2 separate regions of the Homo sapiens genome follow, and region 2 is linked to region 1. Evidence: chromatin contacts called from ENCODE Hi-C or POLR2A ChIA-PET data. All regions are on one chromosome and are shown on one strand. The core of a region is the stretch at or near the end of the contact, and the rest is flanking DNA. Distances in the headings are between cores, read along the strand shown. Region 1 has its middle 130 kb from the start of CASC17. Region 2 has its middle 210 kb from the start of CASC17.

The links. A loop is a pair of places that touch in the nucleus more often than their neighbours do. ChIA-PET counts read pairs that join two places held with the same protein, here RNA polymerase II (POLR2A). Pooled maps may share reads with other maps.
Region 2: a loop to region 1 is called in a map of HCT116, with 2.0 times the contacts of the local background. The contact joins two enhancer-like sites. A Hi-C loop is called at or near these places in 1 of 168 maps with a recorded cell type or tissue (HCT116) and 1 of 50 pooled maps. POLR2A ChIA-PET finds 5 or more read pairs at or near these places in 1 of 52 experiments (WTC11).

Annotation. Positions count from the first base shown.
Region 1 is chr17:71,070,295-71,073,553 of GRCh38, reverse strand. No RefSeq gene overlaps it. Among named protein-coding and RNA genes, the nearest start is that of CASC17, 130 kb to the left of the region's middle. RefSeq lists an enhancer at 918-2,117. Within about 2 kb of position 1,578, at least 4 of the 41 ENCODE cell types and tissues checked have a DNase peak (open chromatin) inside an H3K27ac peak, as active enhancers do.
Region 2 is chr17:71,408,589-71,411,748 of GRCh38, reverse strand. No RefSeq gene overlaps it. Among named protein-coding and RNA genes, the nearest start is that of CASC17, 210 kb to the right of the region's middle. Within about 2 kb of position 1,793, at least 3 of the 41 ENCODE cell types and tissues checked have a DNase peak (open chromatin) inside an H3K27ac peak, as active enhancers do.

The DNA.
Region 1 (3,259 bases), core at 329-2,828:
AAGTGGCTGCATCTGTTGAGTAGGAATTAAAGGTGAGGACAAGCGGGGCAAGAAACAGCTGTTTTTCATTATAATCTTTTAGTACTATTCAACTTTTAAAAACTTTTTATTGTGAATTATAACATACACACAGAAAGCTGCATAAAACACATTTGGACAGTTTAACAATATAATAAATGTCTGTGCAACCACCACCCAGGTCAAAAAGTAGAACATTGCCAGCCCCTGAAAGCACCCTCAACCCCTAAACCATCTACTCTCTCTGAGCAAAACCTCCTCCTAACCTTTAAAGCTGATATTAATATGACTTCTGTAATAATAATTTTTGCATTTATTTATATTTTTATCACTTACGTATGCATCCCTCAATGATATAGGTTAGCTTTTTGTGGTTTTGACTTTGAATTTTTGAGTGTGCATAGACTTTACTTAAATAAAATTTTAAATTTTTAATGCAATATTTTGCTCCTATGAGTACGAGAACCACCTCCACTATAAAGAATTATTGAGTACACTGGCTTTCCCACATTGATATTTTCATATGAAAAAGGTATTATTACTCATTTCTCCCAGACGCTTGTAAATGTACCTTTACCTTGGAACTGTAAGAAATGGCCACAGATCTACACAAGGAGTATTTATATTTCCACAGCATTAATGACCAAGGCATGTTTTTAATATTGTATATGTAAAGCTGTGCTAAAATACAGTTTTAACAATAATTTCAATGAGCCATACATCATTAAAAGGAAAAGAAGACTCTATGACTTGAAGAAAGAATAATGACTAAGACAGGTCACTTAATAAAAAAAAAAGAATAGCATTTAATATTTAGGTCCATACCATAAATCTGGTATTATAAAACAGTGGTTTCCTCCCAGAGCAAGTATCAGAGTTGACTTTGTCCATTTGAAAGCAATTCCCGTAAATGCCATCCTCTTCACCATAGAAAGTAAATTAGAATGTCGGATATGGAGAAGTGGTAATAAGCATAGATATTCTAACAAACAAATAATAGATAATATCCACAGGAATATCAACAGACTTTTCAGCCCATCTTATTCTAATGTATTCATTCCTCATCTTAATATGCTATCCCAGAGCAGAAGTGTGTTACTGATTTAGGAGCGGAAAAAGACACTCCCAACATCTTGCTCTACCCCTGGCTTCTTTTCCTATCTTTTTCTGACTTGCTGAATGCCTCAACTGTGTAAACTGAAAGTTTCTCATTTCAGACTTGGTGGAATCTGCTCACTCCATTTCCGACTCTGGCCCTCTTACCTGCACTGGGCTTCAGTGGCTTTGTATTATAAGGTGAACTACTTCATTGCTACCACTTCTCCACCTAGCCAAAATGTGTTCATTGGAACGTATTCTGGACCGTGGAACAAAATGTAACAGGACATAGTACTGCCATTAGTGGAGGCCAGAGATGTAGAGAAAGAGCCAGCTTGGCTGCGTCAAGGGTGAGTCCTCTTACTGTGGCCAGGGAGGAGCTTTGTCTCGCGGTCAGAGCACAGACTGGGAGCCATGACTCACGGAGTTAGTTCCTGACTCCCCTCTGACTCACTTCATGACGTTGAACGAGTCCCTCTAGGAGTTAGTTCCTGACTCCCCTCTGACTCACTTCATGACGTTGAACGAGTCCCTCTACCTTCTGGGTCTCACTGGCCCCATTTCCTCCAGTTCTTCTGGTCTCCCTGAGATTGCAGACATTTGTATTAATTTACAATTGTGCTAAATACAGTTTTAACAATAATTTCAATGAGCCATACATCATTAAAAGGAAAAGAAGAGTCTATGACTTGAAGAAAGAATAATGACGAAGACAGGTCACTTGATTAAAAAAAAAAAAAGAATAGCATTTAATATTTAGGTCCACACCACAAATCTGGTATTTTAAAACAGTGGTTTCCTCCTAGAGCAAGTATCAGAGTTGACTTTGTCTATTTGAAAGCAATTCCTGTAAATACCATCCTCTTCACCCATAGAGAGTAAATTAGAATGTCGGACAATTGTATTAAATTAAACCCTTCAGGAGAGCCATTTCAGAAGAAATATTGGTTCTGAGAATCAAGGGAGTTATTTGAGTCAGGGTGTGGAAATAGAGATACTAAATGACTACTAACCTGTGTGTGTTTGCTAGTTTTTCTTTTTGCTTTTTGAGGTCTACCTAATTTACTTCCGCCGGTCAGTGCTACTTAAGGCTACTTGGTGACTTTCACTTAAGGCACATTGTTGATTAAGTTGTACCTGCAGGCTGGCCGGATACCTCCGTGACCATCTCATTGCCTATCAAAAAAGGATCAAGCTGAGATTCAAGGCCTTCCACACTTAGATCCTAATCCACTTCCCTGTTTTATATCCTCTACTCTTTTATGTGTATTTTATGACCTAGATGATCTGATCTCTTAGCTATTTTTCAAATAAGTAGTATGCCCTGAAAGCAAAGACTTTGTTTTATTTGACCTCATAGTCTGGGATTCAACACAATACCTTGTGGATTGTCATTGGTTAATAGATGTTGGGTAAATGAGTAAATGAATGCAGAAGTGAATAAATGGATGGATTCAGTTTCCTCCACCCCAAATGTCTTTAAAATATAAATACTACCTGTGTTTTATGGCCCATCTCAAATGACACATCCTCCACAAAGCCTTCCTTGACTCTCCTGTGGGAAATGGCTTTCCCTCCTTTTTTACACCACTTTATCTGCTCTGGTGACATAATGCCAAATATTGAATTTACTTTTATATATCATAGCACCCACACCAGAGTCCCTTTAAGGGAAAGAACAAAATGTTTTTAATGTTGTGCTTTCACTAGTAGCATTTTAATAATTATAGTCATATACCGTATAATGGTATTGTGGCCAATCACAGACTGTATATATGACAGTGTTTCCATAAGATAAGTAAACCAAAAAATCCCTTTTGCCTAGTGACATTGTAGCCATCCTAAGGTCCTAGTGGCAATGCATTGTTCATGTATTTGTAGTGATGCTGGTGTAAACAGACCCACTGTGCTGCCAGTCGTGCAGAAGTATAGCACATACAGTTATATGTAATACATCATACTTGATAATGATAATAAATGACTATTATATTAGTCTGTTCTCACACTGCTAATAAAGACATATGGGAGACTGGCTAATTTATATAGGAAAGAGGTTTAATGGACTCAGTTCCACATGGCTGGGGGGGCCTCACAATCATGGCGGAAGGCAAAGAGGAGCGAAGTCACATCTTACATGGTGGCA
Region 2 (3,160 bases), core at 544-3,043, 340 kb before region 1:
CTTTAAGTTTTGGGATACATAGACAGAACATGCAGGTTTTTTACGTAGGTATAAATGTGCCATGGTGGTTTGCTGCACTCACCAACCTGTCATCTAGGTTTTAAGCCCCGCATGCATTAGGTATTTGTCCTAATGCTCTCCCTCCCTTTCCCCCAACCCAACAGGCCCCAGTGTGTGAAGTCCCCCATCCTGTGTCCATGTGTTCTCATTGTTCAACTCTCACTTATGAGTGAGAACAGAGCATGAACTTTTTTTTTCTTTTTTTTTTTTGAGATGGAGTTTCACTCTTGTTGCCCAGGCTGGAGTGCAATGGCATGATCTTGGCTCCCTGCAACCTCCGCCTCTCGGTTTCAAGCGATTCTTCTGCCTCAGACTCCCGAGTAGCTGGGATTACAGGCGCCTGCCACCACACTTGGCTAATTTTTTGTATTTTTAGTAGAGACATGGTTTCACTATGTTGGCCAGCCTGATCTCGAACTCCTGACCTCAGGCGATCTGCCTGCCTCGGTCTCCCAAAGTGCTGGGATTACAGGCAGGAGCCACCAAGCCCGGCTGAGCATAAACTTTTTAAACAGTCTCCACTACTCCTTTTTGTCTTACAGTGAGAGCATTTCATTATTTTGTGGTACTTTCTTGACCTTTGCAGTGTGAGAAATAACCTTTCATAAATCATACAAATGAACACTACTTCTTAAATTTTATATCATGAGGAGGATATCCAAATGTGGATATTTTTTGTTCATTTCTCACTTTGTAATCTTCGTATTCCCACTTCTCATATGACACTTACTACATGTTGCCTTGTTTTAAAAACAAGACTCTGTCATATTTCTCCTAGTAGTCTAAAAGATCAATAATGGCAGAGCTTATGTTTTGTTAATATGTTCCCGGAACATAGAACTTAGTAGGTACTAAAACATGAACATTGAATGAGTGAATGTATACATAAAATTATTTTAATGAATGTGTTTAATACTCTAGACAAGAGTTCCCTACAAGATGTTCTTTGGAAGATAAGCTGTTTATAATGTTTTTTATGCGAAAAAATGGTTCCATGACTGTTACAAATTGGGAAATGTTTAAATGAGCAAAGCTAAGTGCTTTCTTTACTGCAGAATTGTTTAAGTGTTCATTAATTTATCGATAATATTTTTACATGTCTTCTATTTGCTGGTCATTATGCTAGTTGCTTCAACGATAATAATGTTTACACTGATTCTGCTATTGTGGACCCCAAAATCTAGCAATATACCAACAAAAGAGAGCATCAATGGACTGTTTTCCCTCAAATTTATTTGAACAATAAAATTCTTTTTGGGGAGCATCTTATGGCACTAGTATTTCATGGTACACCCTTTGGAAAACCTGGCTCTAGCCATAAAAATAACTATTTTGATTCAGAAACTAGTTGGGAATTTTTATGTGCAATTAGTTCCAGACCCTGTAGTAAATGGGGACTAATAGATTATAAATAGTACCAGATAGGGTACTCCAAACCCAACTCCATTTAAGAAAAAGTGGTGGAAAAACTACCTCCCAATGGAGATATAAATCAACTCCAAGGGCAACTAATGACTTTGCTTACCATTCAACTTTCCAAGCCAACCTCAGAAGGTAAAACATATTATAATCAATACAGAATATTGCCCAATAAGGACCCAGACACTTAATGGTGTCATGCCGAAAGTGGCACATATTTGAAGCCCATCGTGATGATGAAGATGGTGCCGTGCCTTCCCAGTGAGTCGCATATTATAGCAAGACTCATCATGACAGATGTTTTTCACATACCAACCAACCTAAATTACCCAATCCCAAATACCTCAAACTCAGAGTATATTTTGGAAGAAGGCCAGATTCTATTAATTAACTTTTATCTCTCTCTTGCTCTTTTTTTTTTTTACCATCTCACATACACTTGCTTTTTTTTAATGCAATAAAATTTTCAGTAAACCTCAGGAATCTAATGTTTATTTTAATTAGCAATAAGCTTTTGAACAGGGATACACATGGAGGTATATTATAGTAGCATATTGGACTCTGTCCCTAAAATATAAATGCTAAAAACTGTCATCCATGACTTTTATTTGTTTATTTATCTATTTATTTTTATTGTTTTTATACTTTATCCTTATTTTTTATAAATTAGTCTCCACCTGAGTTTAAAACCGTAGATGCAGGATACTCTGAAAGTTATAGATCCTATTGGTAATTCAACTTAAATATTTTTACTTAAATTGAGTAATATTCCTCCCTAAATGTTTGATTATGACCCAGAAGCATGTCAGTGAATATTCTGAGACCTCTACTAAGACTAGTAATTTCTAGTACAGTGAGGAAGTGAAAAATACACAAAGTGGTAAATACATAGTTCCTTCCCTAGAGGGACTTAACTTTTAACTTGAGACAGAGCACAGACACAGCTAAATAATTAACCATAGCAAGTTATAGTCATAAGTTGACATGGTAGGGAAAAGAGCAATGCAGAAATAGGTTGCTTTGCTTTGCTTTAAGTGTTTACTTTGGTATATTCAATTTAGAAAATGCAATCTTTTTTTTTTTTTTTTTTTTGGAGACGGAGTCTTGCTCTGTCACCCAGGCTGGAGTGCAGTGGCGCGATCTTGGCTCACTGCAAGCTCCGCCTCCCGGGTTCACGCCATTCTCTTGCCTCAGCCTCCCGAGTAGCTGGGACTACAGGCGCCCACCACCACGCCCAGCTGATTTTCGGAGGCCGAGACGGGTGGATCACGAGGTCAGGAGATCGAGACCATTCTGGCTAACACGGTGAAACCTCTTCTCTACTAAAAATACAGAAAATAGAATCATTTTTAAAATGGGAAGCATAGAGCTGAGAATTAAAAAGAACCCAATAGTTATTGGAGGGTTTATAGAAAAATAATAGTGATGGCATTAATAATTAATGGACATTTACTGAGTGCCTACTATGTGTCAAATAGCTCATCTTCACATTCTGCTAATCTTGACAATGGTCCAAAAATAGTTGTTTTTCTTACCATTTTATTAATGGGCAAAGCTAGACTCCCAAGCTAGTATTTAGCTATGTTGCTCAATCCCTACTTGAATGGAGAACTTGGATTAAAGCTCAGCTCAGTCTAACCCCAAAGTCATAGGTTTTTCTACCATGCCAATTCCCTCCTAA